Regions from separate parts of the Mus musculus genome. Here region 1 is linked to region 2. The links are chromatin contacts, found by Hi-C or POLR2A ChIA-PET in ENCODE. All regions are on one chromosome and are shown on one strand. Each heading gives the region's core, a stretch centred on a gene start or an enhancer-like site at or near the end of the contact. The rest is flanking DNA. Distances are from core to core; before and after follow the strand shown. Region 1 holds the start of Cnot11 (CCR4-NOT transcription complex, subunit 11). Region 2 holds the start of Pdcl3 (phosducin-like 3).

Region 1 (7,295 bases), core at 782-3,281, 550 kb before region 2:
CAGGGAGACAGGGAAAGGACAGGGCAGGGCAGGATGGGAGAGGATCAAACAAAAACAGCAGAAATGTAAATTTAAAAGAAAAAACTTGTTGATTTTAAGCAGGGGATCTCAAGAACCGACAAGAATGTCCCAATCACTGGCCCTCCCTCACCTGCCAGGGCTAACTGAAGGCCGCTAATGTCCACAGACTGTCCCATGTTTCCAACGTCCATCAAGGCAATCTGGCGAGGTGTCTTTTTGAACAGTTCCCTTGGGGGTGCCAGCATGAGCTGGGAGAGGAAAAACTTTTCTGGTGGAGTTATAGGAGGCAGGAACCCTGCAAATAAGAATGCATGCCGGTTTCTCGCCAATGGGTACTGGTAAAGTTTTAAAATTTAACTTTAAAAGTTAACTGGAAACTTTGCTACTTGCCACGTGGAGCTATTCTTATGATCTAAATGTAACTGAGTTCCAGCTGATTGAATATTCACACTTAGTACACATAGTAATCCATAAACAAATATATCGCTTGAGATTCTGTGATCTATGGAAATGTCAATGAAACGTAAGGTTTTAATAGCTGTTGAGAACTTTTTGTTATCAAATACTTAGATTCCTACAAATTTAAACATACTTTAAAAATTATATATATATGTATATGTGTGTGTATATCTATATCTCTATCTCTATCTCTATATCTATATATATGTACATATGTACATGTATGTCAGCCTGTGAGTGGTACAGCTGTCCCAGAGTCCTGGACGAGGCTCATGGTATAGAGGAAGTGACCCTGGGTTCCATCCACAGCACCAAATTTAGGGGCGCATCCTCAGGTGTAATCTATGCCTGATCTTAGCAATGCTGCAAAAGCAAACATTCCACAATACTGCCCAGGACACATGCATCTTTGAATGGTTAATTAGAAACGACTTCATCCTCTCCTCACGCGACATTACAGCTAACCAAGGAGTTGGCTGCAAAGACTTTAGATATTGTGGTGATGTGGACTTCAACCTCAGGTTCTTAATACCGACTTCTTTACTCGGAGGCTTAAAAAGGGGGTAAACTCAGTGCCATTGGCTGTAACTTCGCATACCTCAGGACCTTACAATCAAGAATGAACCGTATCTGGCATACTAAAATATGTCCAGCCCGTTTGTGGGCTTGTACGATGTGTTGGCTTTTTCGATTGGGAGGGATCATCTGGAGTGTAGTGAATTTGAAAAAAAAAAAAAACCAAAAAAACAAAACTTGCAACTTCTATCTCTCCCCTATTTTAGGGAAAGAAAGTATGGAAAAGGAGGGAGGGTCGATCCCCTCCAAGGAGGCTGAATGTCCCTAGCTGACGACCCCCCTCCCACCCCCACCCCAGAACAGCTGGCTGCGCCCGCACGGCTGGCTGCGGGACGTACCTGAGAGCGGGGGCCGGTCGGGCTCCTGGCCGCCGCGGGCGGGCGGCGCCGGGTTGAGCAGGTGCGCGAAGCTGGCCGCGAACGGGTTGGCGGCGAGCGGCTCGGTGCGGTACATCTCCCAGAGCAGGTAGAGCGCCGTGAGGCGCTGCGCCGCGCTAGGCAGCAGGTCCGGCTGCTGCAGCAGCATCACCAGCACCGAGCCCAGGCGGAAGTGGTCGGCCTTGCTGAAGTAGTGGTGGAAGGCGGTGGACAGGCCCTCGAAGGTGCTGCCGCCGCCCGCCTCCTCCGAGATGATGCTCAGCAGGCTCGAGAGCTCCTTCGGGGTCAGGCTCATCCTGCCCGCGGGGCCTCCAATCCCTGGCCCAGGGCCGCCTGCTCCGCCTCGGCCTCCGCTCGAGCCCGCCGGGCCGCTCCGGAACGCCGCTGCCTCCCGCGCCCCTCTGGGATCCGCTGAGGAGAGAAGCCGGCCAGACGCCGTGCTCGCCCCGCCGCCGGGCATCAACCTCGCCCGCCTACCCCGCTTCCCGGCCGAGAGGCCCAAGGCGCCGACTCGCTGCGTCCTCCCGCGGCCGTAAAGCGCACCCTTCCGCGACAGCGTCGCAAACAAAAACAGTGCCTAAGTCAGACGAGCGGAACGGAGACACAGGGCCGACAGACCGACGACGCTGGCCGAGCGGAGGTTCCGGAGACGCGAGTGGGCGGGGCGCCGTGTCCGGAAGGGGGCGGGGCGCCGTGGAGGGCGGGGCCGCGTGGTCTCTGAGCTGTCCGAGTGGTCCTTCCCTGCCTGAGTGATGTAGAGACCGCCGTTAATTGCCCTTAAAGCCCTCAGAAGCGATCCTTGGGTGACAGGGTGGCGCCAAACCTGCCCAGTCAATATTGCCTAAGTTATAATTTGGAAACTAGGTCTTAGATGCTAACTGGTCTGATAGAGCATCCTTGACGGCTCATTTCTTGTAAATACCAATGAAAACAGGATTCTCAGAAACAGTTTAAATTTCGAGCCTTGCTCGTATTCTCAGAGATGGGGTCGTACCGCACATAAACGTTTGGTTATGTGAACAAAAATCTAGGCGAGGCCGGCACCAGGGAGGCAGAGGCAGACGAACCCCTGTGAGTTCGAGGCCAGCCTGGTCTAAAAAGAAAGAAAAAAAAAAATCTGAGAAAACTGTCTCGAGAAATATTCGTTTACAAAATCGTTTGCAGTGCTTCTTTTTCCTTAGCCTGCCCTAGGGCACTTTTTCTGGACGCCTTGGCTGAACACTGGAAAACCCTGGAAATTTCTTTACATACCAGCCTCCTGGACCTGGTCCCCTGTGATCTGTTTCAAAGGCACCGCTGCCCGCTCCCCACCCCTATGCTCCGGTGGTGACTAGTATCCACTCTAGAGTTACAGAAACCGAGCGACTGTCATCAGCGTCACCTGCTAGCTACCCTGTGCTAAAACTCTTCGGCAGCTGAAAGTTTTCTATTTACCGCTGAAGTTCTCAAGGAAATCTTCAGGAACAGGTGATGGGTATGGCGCATATTTTAAAGGCCTCTTTAGTTTACTGTTAAACCTGTGGAGGGGTTCTGCCAATGAACATTGCAATCAGCAGAAAATATAGCTTGCCAAACGGGGCAAATGATTCAAATTACCTCTTCTACTACTACTACTACTACTACTACTACTACTACTACTACTACTACTAATTAGTCAACTATGTTCTCTTTGAGCCTTTTTACATTGGATGCTCTATGACAACTAATCATACTAAAACCCACTCATGCTAGTTATTGTCATAACTTATTGTTAGTTGATAACTTAAATGTTAGTACAGTATGGGTGTTTCGAGATGTTTTAAGGTATTTGAGCACAGCACGTTACCCGCCAATAGAGCTGATTTCCACTAAGATTAATACCAAGAGCGTCTTCCCTGTTTCCACTGGGCTTGTTTCTAGGGTTTCTCTGCCATTACCACAAACTGAGTTCATTTTCACTGTAGAACCCACTTCCTCTCCCTTCCTGAGGCTGAACGTCTGGAATGGGTTATATCAATTCTGCCATTCACCTTTGAAGCATCAAGGGGAGAATTCTTCCAAGTCTTGTTCTAGCTTCCAGTGATATCCAAAGACCCTGGTATCCCTTGGCTTATAGCTGCACCTTTCCTTAATTGTTATTAAGTTTCGAACTGGGACTCCCTGCTGAGATGCATATTAACATATCAAAGCTAACCCGGCAGCCTGTTTTTTTCCCAGCCACCCCCAGTTCCTACCTGACAGGCTATGGCTGGCACACCCCTCTCTCTACCCTGAACTCTGCAGCCTAGAGGGTGGGCTACCCTTCCACTACAGGATCTTCCCTATAGAACCCAGACTTTTTCTTTTAAAAGGATTTATTTATTTTTATGTATATGAGTACACTGTCGCTGTCTTCAGACACACTAGAAGAGGGCATCAGATCTCATTACAAATGGTTGTGAGCCACCATGTGGTCACTGGGAATTGAACTCGGGACCTCTGGAAGAGCAGTCAGTGCTCTTAACCACTGAGACATCTCTCCAGCCCTAAACCCAGAGTCCCAGTTCCTTTTGTACCTTTGGACTCCTGACAGCTGTACATGGTCCCCCCCTTCTCCCCACATGGTCCAGCTTGGTCTAGTCATGTCCACTCTGGATGGTCCTGCCTTTACCCACACTCTCTGATGTATTTATAAAAAGACAAAGACAGGGGAAATATGTTCTATGGGACCAGCCACACACGGGATAGTATAGAATAGAGTTTATTCAGGGCATGGGGAGAGGGGTCAAGAGGGTAGCAGAGGCAGAGAAAGGGGGAGAGGAGAGAGGAGATGAGCGGAGAAAAGAGGAGCGGAGAGGAGGGGAGAAAAGAGGAGCGGAGAGGAGAGGAGAGGGGAGGGAAGGGGAGAGGAGGGGAGAGGAGGGGAGAGGAGGGGAGAGGAGGGGAGAGGAGGGGAGAGGAGAGGAGAGGAGAGGAAAGGAAGAGGAGGAGGAGGAGGAGGAGGAGAGGCAAGCCATGAGCACATGGAGAAAGAGGGGGAAAGGAAATGGGGAGAGAGCAGGAATGAAAAGCAGGAAAGCAAGAGCAAGAGGGCAAGAGAGAGAGAGGAGGGGCAAGCAGCCCCTTTTATAGTGAGTCAGGCACACCTGGCTGTTGCCAGGTAACTATGGGGCAGAGCTTAGACAAAATGCTAACACTCTCCCTTTTATCTACTTTCTCCCCCTCCATACTGAGGAGCAGTCACATCCTTTCCTTATTTCTTCTCTTCATTCAGTCATGTCTCCTCTAAGTTTCTCTGTGGCCTCCTGCTACAGAAGGCTGTGCTCTGGGCACCACATGGTTGTTGCTGGGATTACCCACACGAGACCCTCAGAAGATCAGACCCACTAACATTCACTGTGGAAGGAGAGTGGGCTCGTGCGTGGGCTTGTGAAGTGCTGCACTCGACACACAAGGCCCTGCTCCTCCCAGGATGAAGAGCAGTTATTGGTTGTTGGGTTAGAGACTGAAGTGGTGCCAACGCCCGTGAGTTGTCTATACTCCTGTGGGTAACCCCTGCTCACGCTCCTGTAAGTATCCACCCAACTGAACTCACTGATTCACCGAGGTAAGTAAACGTGAGGTCTAGTTTTGGTGCCCTGCCAGGGGTGAATAGATAATTGTTTATATCGTCCCAGGAAAGACAGGGACAAAAGTCCCCAATACCCTACCCCTGCCTGGCTCCCCTACCCACTCACTCCCAGTTCTTGGCCCTGGCTTTCCCCTGTCCTGGAGCATATAAAGTTTGTTAAACCAAGGGGCCATTCTTCCCAATGATGGCCAACTAGGCCATCTTCTGCTACATATGCAGCCAGAAACATGAGCTCTGGGGGTACTGGTTAGTTCATATTGTTGTTCCACCTATAGGGTTGCAGACCCCTTCAGCTCTTGGGTACTTTCTCTAGCTCCTACACTAGAACACTGGGGGCCCTGTGTTCTGTCCCATAGCTGACTGTGAGCATCCACTGAGAAGGAACATGTTCTATGGAGGTATGATCAGGTATGGGAAAGGGGGAGCCTCTGCCGGCCCATGCTGAGGCATCCCTTCCCCCTGAGGGACCAGCCACACAACAATATTGTATAGAATAGAAGAATAGAGTTTATTAAGGAGTTAAGAGGGTAGTAGAGGGGCTGGTGAGATGGCTCAGTGGTTAAGAGCACTGACTGCTCTTCCAAAGGTCCTGAGTTCACATCCCAGCAACTACATGGTGGCTTACAACCATCTGTAATGAGATCTGACACCCTCTTCTGGTGCATCTGAAGACAGCTACGGTGTACTAATGAATAGTAATAAATAAATCTTTAAAAAAAAAAAAAAAGAGGGCTGGTGAGATGGCTCAGTGGGTAAGAGCACCCGACTGTTCTTCCGAAGGTCAGGAGTTCAAATCCCAGCAACCACATGGTGGCTCACAACCATCCGTAATGAGATCTGACTCCCTCTTCTGGAGTGTCTGAGGACAGCTACAGTGTACTTACATATAATAAATAAATAAATAAATAAATAAATAAATAAATAAATAAATCTTTAAAAAAAAGAGGGTAGAAGAGGCAGAGAAGGAGAGAGTAGAGAAGTAGAGGAGTAGAGGCTGGCCATGAGCATGTGGAGAGAGAAGGGGGAAGGGGCGCAGGGACAGTGGGAGCAAGAAGGCAAGAGACCAAGAAAGGAATGAGAAAGGGAGGAGGGGCAAGCAGCCCCTTTTATAATGGGTCAAGCCTACCTGGCTATTGCCAGGTAACTGTGGGACGGAGTTTAGACAGAATGCTAACAATAGTTATGTAACAGTCCCTGTCTTAAACAATGTTTTTTTGTTTTTGTTTTTGTTTTTTACTTCCCTCCTGTTTTAGGGTTTTTCTTGCTGTGAAGAGACATCATGACCAAGGCAACTCTTATAAAGGACAACATTTCATTGGGGCTGGCTTCCAGTTCAGAGGTTCAGTCCATTATCATCGTGGAGGGAAGCATGGTGGCCTGCAGGCAGACATGGTGCTGGAGGAGCCAGAGTTCTATATCTTGATTCACAAGCAGCAGGAGGCTGGGTTCCACACTGGTCAGACCTGAGCTCATAAGGCCTCAAATCCCGCCTCCACAGTGACCTTTCCTCCAACAAGGCCACACCTCCTAATAGTGCCACTTCCTGGGCCAAGCATTCAAACACCGAGTCTTTGGGATTAGGGGGTAGGGTGGGGCAAACCTATTCAAACCTCCATACCTGATGAGTACTTAAAGGAGACTTTATTTATACTCGCTGGGCTAATCTCTTAGGGTTCTCATCACAGCCTTCTGCCTTTTTACACTTGTCTTCTTTCTTATTGACTCCTCTGAGTTTTAAAGCTTCAAGCATGAATCCTCTGTAAGATTTGTGTATTGCTAGCATCCTCTCCCAGTATGTCCTCTTTTTACTCTGCCAATGGCTTCCGATAGTTGTATTCCTGACTCCCCGTGACCAAATCTGGTATACCAACATAGACAGATGATCGCAACATGCTGCTAAAATCAGCCACTTCAAAGGAGCCCAGAGGCTGCCTCGGTTCTGAGGTAGCTCACAGCAGTGGTACCTATGTCTGGGTGCTGGTTTTTTCAGCATCAGTGGCTCTGAGGGCAAGGAGACTGGGCGAGCTGATGGGCTTATCCATCTTACTGATAACCTTCGATCCCAGGTCTCCACTGCAGTGCCTTGCCATGGTTGTTCAACCAAGTCACCAGCCCTAACTCCTTGTATCTGATTGCAACTGTTATTTTGTGGTTCTTCTTATTTTATTTGCTGTGCGCGTGGTGTTTTGCCTTCATGCGGGCTGGATACCACACACATGCAGTACCAATTGAGACCAGAAGAGGGCACCAAATGCCCTAGAATTAGAATTAGA
Region 2 (6,974 bases), core at 1,831-4,330:
TACGTCTTAGTCTACTAGTTCCCAGGCCCAGGAAGCTGATGACCAGAGACGGCCCTGGCTTTTCTGAGGTCTCATGGTGACATGATTCCGTGCATGGATTTTTAGGTAGCTACTTCTGTTGGTTTGTTTTATTGTCAACCTGACATGAACTAGAGTGATGTGAGGAGAGGGAGCCTCAAGGGAGAAAATAGCTAATCAGGCTGGCCTGTATATGAGCCTGTGGGGCATCATCTTGACTGACAGATGTGGAAGGGCCCAGTCCACCTCAAGCAGTGCCACCCTGGCAAGGGAGCCCTGAAATATATGAAAAGGCAAACAAAGCAGGCCAGAAGGGACAAGCCAGTAAGCAACAATCCTCCAAAGATCTCTGGTCCTCATACCTGCTCGCAGGCTCCTGGTTGAGAGCCTGCCCTGCCTTCTCAAGGAGTTCTCACAGGCAAGAGGCAAGAGGAAGAGGGAGGCTATAAATGGGCACCGGCGATCAACATTATGAACTAACCAGTACCCCGGAGCTCTTGACTCTAGCTGCATATGTATCAAAAGATGGCCTAGTCGGCCATCACTCGAAAGAGAGGCCCATTGGACACGCAAACTTTATATGCCCAGTACAGGGGAACGCCAGGTCCATAAAAGGGGAGTGGGTGGGTAGGGGAGAGGGGGTGGGTGGCTATGGGGGACTTTTGGTATAGCATTGCAAATGTAAATGAGCGAAATACCTAATAAAAAATGGAAAAAAAAATATATAAAAAAAAAAAAATGGGCACCGGCACAAGCTGCACACTGTTATGGAGACAAGCTGTGTCGTGTGCACTGAGCAACAGGCTGTTGGTCCACGGGGTTATATGGACCGAGTTTACAGAGGTGGATGCTCCAGAGAGGGCATTTAATTATATGAGGGTGGAATGGAGTCAGCAAGAGTGAAAGAGAAAAAGAAAACAGCAAGCTTTAACTTTAATTAAGTGTGATTAACAAGTTTACTTAGGAAATATTATGTTACACAGGAATAAGAAAACAAAATTAGAAACTGCCTCTGAATTGAGACAACAGAGCTAAAACTGAACTACAGATAGTGGGTAGTCTTATGAGAACTCGCCCCGAGCTACAATCATCTGAAGAACAAGATTCTCTTTTTTTAAGACTTATTTATTTATTTTATGTATGTAAGCACACTGTACTTGTCTTCAGACACACCAGAAGAGGGCATCAGATCCCATTACAGATGGTTGTGAGCCACCATGTGGTTGCTGGGAATTGAACACAGGACCTCTGGAAGAGCAGACAGTGCTCTTAACCGCTTAACCATCTCTCCAGTCCTAGGGCATTTTTCTTAATTGGTGATAGATGAGAGAGTTTGTCATTGTCAGAGTGACCACCGCTGGGCTGGTGGCCCTGGGGTCTATAAGAAAAACAGGCTGAGCAAGCCACAAGGAGCAAGCCAGTGAGCAGCACCCTTCCAGGGCTACTGCATCAGCTCCTGCCTCCAGGTTCCAGGTCTGCTGAGTTCCTGGCCTGACTTCCTTCAGTGATGGACTGTGATATAGAAGTGTGAGCCCAATTAACCCTTTCTTCCCTGGATGCTTTTGACGGGTGGCGGTAGTGACCCTAAGACCCTGGCTCCTGCTGCTGTCGACTGCTTATCCCTTCCTTTTTCTCAAAGGGGTGAACATCCACCAGTTCCCCTTCCTTGAGAAGTGACCGCCAACGATACAGCAAACACTGTCTTAACCAGAAACCTGCGCATTTCAGCTTCAGAAAAAACAAACAAACAAACAAAACCCCAAAACACCAGGAGACGACTGGCTAACCCTACATAAACCATGAAAGGTGTCTGCTTGAAGCTGGGCCTCTCTAAACAACAGGTCAGAGCTACGCAACGATACAGCAAACACTGTCTTAACCAGAAACCTGCGCATTTCAGCTTCAGAAAAAACAAACAAACAAACAAAACCCCAAAACACCAGGAGACGACTGGCTAACCCTACATAAACCATGAAAGGTGTCTGCTTGAAGCTGGGCCTCTCTAAACAACAGGTCAGAGCTACGCACTAATTAAAGAAGGTTTATCTGAGTCCTGAGAACTCTTCCCCAACGAGAGGAACCTGGAGACCAAAGGAAGTTACATTCCAGGCAGAGGGACCTGAAAATGCAAAAACGCTGTGACATGCTGACTGACCATCTGTCTGTCCTGAGAGCCTGCAGTAGACTTGGGGAAGAGGAAGACTGTGGCTAGACCCACAGACTTCCCTAAGCTTTAGAGTCTAAAGGATAAATCTGAGAATAGCAGACGCCTGGCCTGCTCCAGAGTCACTCCTGACGGCTAATGTTTAGTAAGCACAAAATACTAGGTATATCCCTTTACTTGAGCCTGTTCTTGCCTCCCAGGTGTAGGTGTGGCCGGCTTGCTGAATGTGTAGATGACCACCCCCTCCAGTCCCCAAGGTCTGTCTCTTAAGCCGGAGCCCACAACTACACGGTCCATCTACCCTCCATCCAGACTCTTCAGAATCCTTAAACACAGCCACATAGAAGGTTGGCGACAAAGTGGCTGACGCATACTTTTGCTCTTCTAAGGCTATTCCGATGCGGTTCTCTAACACACTTTCTTTGGGCTTTTGTCTAATTCCAGCTCAAAAAAGGAAAAAAAATTGCTAAGGAGTTCCACCTTTCTTCATATTAGAAATTAACAATAGTCGTGAGGCCTAGAGTTCAGATCTGGAAACCAGAAAGCACTCCCAACGGACCATCTAGAGTCAGCTCTAGATGGCAGGAGGGTCGGGGCCTTCATCAGGCCTGGAGGAGAACGAGCCCAAAGTCCGGTGCCTACCAAAGGACAGAGATTTGCGGGGCAGGACGCACCGGAGCAGGAGTGCCCAGCCCAGGAGGCCGGAGGGACCGCACCCGCCCTCTCGCAGTGCGCCTGCGCCGGGCCTCCCCGCAGTCCGCCGAGTTCTGTAACTAATCCATGTAGACCCGGCTCCGGGTCTGGCGCGAGCCCACCAAGCCAAACGACCGCAGACTTGGGGTCCCGAGCTCGCCACACTCACCTGCATCTTGCCTTCAGTCACTCAAACCAGCCCTCTGCCCCAGCCCCTCCGCTCCTCTCCGCGCACGCGCGGCACCGCCCCCTCCGGTCTTCTCCCCGCCCCCAGGCACGAAAAGGGCGGAGCCAAGGAGGAAGTGAAGACTGGAGTCTGCGCCTGGTCCTCAGGAACCCGGGCGAAGGCTGAGAGCGTTGGAATGACAGGCCGTGCCTCCGGTGGGTGGGACTATAGGGTGACGTCATTCGGGCCATGTCCAGGCGCTACCTTGTTAGGGAAAGTGGCTGGTTGTTTGGGGCTGACCCGAGGTAAGCATAGGTTCTGCGACTTCCCGGGCCGCCAATCGGAGCCTGTCGGAAGCAGAATTGCCTGACAGTGACCCGATGCTAGGATTAAAAGTGACCCGGGTCACCTGGAGGTCACACACCTTCTCTGTTGAATGGGATGAATTGCTTATTGGGTTTGTTTACTGAGCTCACTGGGTTTGTTTAGAGCATAGTCTAACCTCTGCGGTTACAGCATCAGATTTGAGAAACCGGTGGAGTGGGGAACGCCTGGGCTCCACGCCCCTTCACCCTCACAAAAGGAAAAGGCCACAGTGAGAATCATTTTCTCTGGTTAATACCAGACTCGTGTGACCCTGAGCAAAAGCACAGGCTCCAGGGCGATCCACAGCATTCGGAGCTGGAACTGAGAGCACGGGAGTTAAAAGGCCTTCCACAGCCCTGGACTACCTTGCTGCCTCTGCTCAAGCACACACCGTGGGTACACTTTGGAATTACCAAGGAGCTTTCAAAACTGCAGGTGTCTAGGTGTGGTAGTTCACATCTATAATTCCAATACTCAGGAGACCCAGCCAGGGCTAGAGAGTGAACCTCTGTCTATAAAAACAAACAAAAACTACAGTTACACTAAGGTGTTATTTCCAGACAACTTAAATCCCTGCAGCTGAGGACTCGGAACTGATAATTTCTGGGGAATAATCACTAATATAGAAAAAAAATTACACTATTCCCTGAAAAAAACAAGGAGCATGGATTTAATTTAACCCAACACATTCCAACCAGATTACAGACAGACCTTTTAAAGTGTTAATTAATTTGCCTAGTGTTGTGAATGAATTTTCCCAGTTTTCACTTCCAAAATCAGTTTGTGAGATAGTTTAACTTGAGGGACTTTGATCACAGGCTTCTCTCCACCGCACAGCAGTAAAGCAGGTGTGGTTTGCCCTTTCCTTGCTCCAGGTGGATCCACTGAAAGATGTATCCTGGTGTATTGGAAATAATGTTCCCAGTTGCTTTTTACAGCAGGTGTGCTTCAGAACAATCCCCTGTTAACTCATTGTCTTGACTTTTGGTTTTATTACATTGACTACAACATGGATAAAGTCTTTAACTGAATACACACGAGAAACAAACTGTTCAGCTGAGCCTTTAATTGGAGATTACATCATGAGTTCTGAGACAAGCCTCGGCCACAGCATGACACTGTGTATAAATCTTAGTTGACTGGGGAAGGTATGTAGACCTTCTATGAAGGACGTAGGAAACACTGGATAGTCATTTGGAGGCAGATAAAACTGAATTCCTACTTTACGGCATACACTACAATTTAAAGAAGAAAACTCATTAAAGGAAAACATGGGCTAACTTAACTTTTTTAAAGACGGGGTTTTGCTATGTAAGCCAGGCTGACTTTGAACTATTCTCCTGTGAAAAGAGCTATTGGGTTTGCTTCTATAAATTTGTCAGGAATTTGGCATTGAGCCAGGACATGGAAGCAGGCTCAAGATCTTGACCATCTTGATAAGTTCCTGAATACCTCGGGACTTTTTATTGCCTTGTTTGTTCCTTGACCTAGAACTGACCTTATACTTTGTATGTACCTAGAATGATATAGAAGTGGACTGGAGAAAAACAAACCCTCTTCAGACTCAGCACTGGCTGGAATCATGTTATAATGCTGTCTAATTGCCTTTTTCTTTTCAATCCCCCCTCCCTCCCTCCCTTGAGACCCTGTTGACTGAGCTGCCTTGGTCACTCGTACTGTAGTTAGTGGCCATAGTAGGTAACACTACAAACTATGCTGCTGTACTTGGGTTAATTTTGTAACTTAGAAATGGGGGGAGGTAGGGCAGGGAACTTTTCAGACTATTACTTAAAACCAAAAATAAATCAAAAGAGAAAAATGAAAAGATTTAATCACCCTTTTGTTTAGGAATAATGTATATAAGCCCAGTGCTTTGGGTATAAAATAAAAAGTTAAGTAAAAATATAGTTACATGTGGTTGCATCTTTAATTTTACAAATGGAAACAGAGACATATACACACACACACAAACAGAAAGCAACATTGTTAACTATAGGGAGAAGTGAGATCTGGGGGCAGGGATAGGAGTAAGAAACCTATAGCAAATTTTTATTTAAGAACTGTGGCGGTTAAAATGAGAAGTAGCCCCGTAGTTTTCAGCATTTGGTTCCTAGTTGGTGGCATTGTTTGGGAAGATTTAGGAGGCGTGGCCATTGTGGAGGAAATATGTCTCTGGGTCAATACTGAGAGCTTAAAGTCTTGTGCTACTTCCATTTTTGCCTTCTTTCTGTTTCCTGCTCACAGCTGCAATGTGAGCTGTTAGCTTTCTGCTTTGGTGCCCATCTCTTGTTGCCATGTGTCAGGGTTTCTATTCCTGCAGAAACATCATGACCAGGAAGCAAGTTGGAGAGGAAAGGGTTTATTCAGCTTAAACTTCTATACTGTTGTTCATCACCAAAGGAAGTCAGGACTGGAACTCAAGCAGGTCAGGAAGCAGGAGCTGATGCAGAGGCTATGGAGGGATGTTACTTACTGGGTTGTTTCCCTTGGCTTGCTCAGCTTGCTTTCTTATGGAACTCAGGACTATCAGCCTAGGGATGGCACTGCCCACAATGGGCTGGACCCTCCTCTCTTGATCACTAATTGAGAAAATACCTTACAGCTGGATCTCATGGGGGCATTTCCTCAAGGGGGGGGGGGACTCCAAACCTCAAGCTGTGATAACTCCAGCTTGTATCAAGTGGACACCCAAAACCAGTCAGTACACCTGGCTCCCCACATGATGGACAGACTCATCACTCTAGAACCAGAAGCCAAAGAGACCTTTCCTTCTGTAGGTCATTTCAGTCCTGATGTCTTATTACAGCCATAGAAAAGTAACTAAGACAAGACCAGGTACAATAGTGTGGTATATGACATGCATTCAATCTTGGGGCCCTCTTTAAGAAAAGAGTACAAAATTATGACTATAATATGATGGCTATAAGATCAGTCACAAACATGAGTGTTCATTTACACTGAAAAAAAGAAACTGTTAGACCCCCAGAGCCCAGGTATAGAGAACTCAACCCCCAGAAACACAGCTTGACGAGCTGTAATAACAAGAGGTTTTTATTCCGATGCGCATGGGGCTGCTCAGCCTCACAGGGAGAGTCAACCCCGATTGCTTAAAACACAGCTAATCTATACTTTTTGTGAAGGGGCTCACACACCTATTTTATTATTGGCTAATAAAGCAACAGTATAATTTTAATTTGGCAGGAAACTTAGTCAGCAATCAGCAAGGTCAAAGCAGTTTGTAGTTTTCCTCAGAATTCAGACCGAGGAGGGGTAGGGAAGTTTTCTCAAGGATGGTCATTTCTGGCAGCTGTGGTCTTTATGACCACTAGTCTGTCTGTCCCTGCAGATAGGGAAGGGACCGGCTGGTCTTGAATTTGTTTACACTGACAGGGAAAGGGAAGATTCTTTAAGTGGCAGGAGACAGTTGAAGATAGAGTGGCTGCTGCAGACAGCTTGCAGCAGGAGATAGCCTGAGATAGGGGAAGCAAGCTCTGCAAATAACTTTGATATACATTAATTAAGCTAAAGAACTCTATTTCTTCAAAACAATAAAAATGATCAATTTGT

The links. Hi-C counts contacts between places; a loop is a spot of excess contacts on that map. ChIA-PET counts read pairs that join two places held with the same protein, here RNA polymerase II (POLR2A).
Region 1: a loop to region 2 is called in a map of heart, with 4 times the contacts of the local background. The contact joins the promoter of Cnot11 here to the promoter of Pdcl3 in region 2. A Hi-C loop is called at or near these places in 1 of 37 maps with a recorded cell type or tissue (heart). POLR2A ChIA-PET finds 5 or more read pairs at or near these places in 1 of 5 experiments (Patski).

The regions. Positions count from the first base shown.
Region 1 is chr1:39,530,437-39,537,731 of GRCm38, reverse strand. It overlaps Cnot11 (CCR4-NOT transcription complex, subunit 11), which reads right to left and starts at 2,031. Exons shown (of 7, transcript NM_028043.3): 1 at 1,395-2,031; 2 at 152-316. The coding sequence starts at 1,893.
Region 2 is chr1:38,983,920-38,990,893 of GRCm38, reverse strand. Pdcl3 (phosducin-like 3) reads right to left here and starts at 3,080. Exons shown (of 6, transcript NM_026850.4): 1 at 3,045-3,080. The coding sequence starts at 3,050.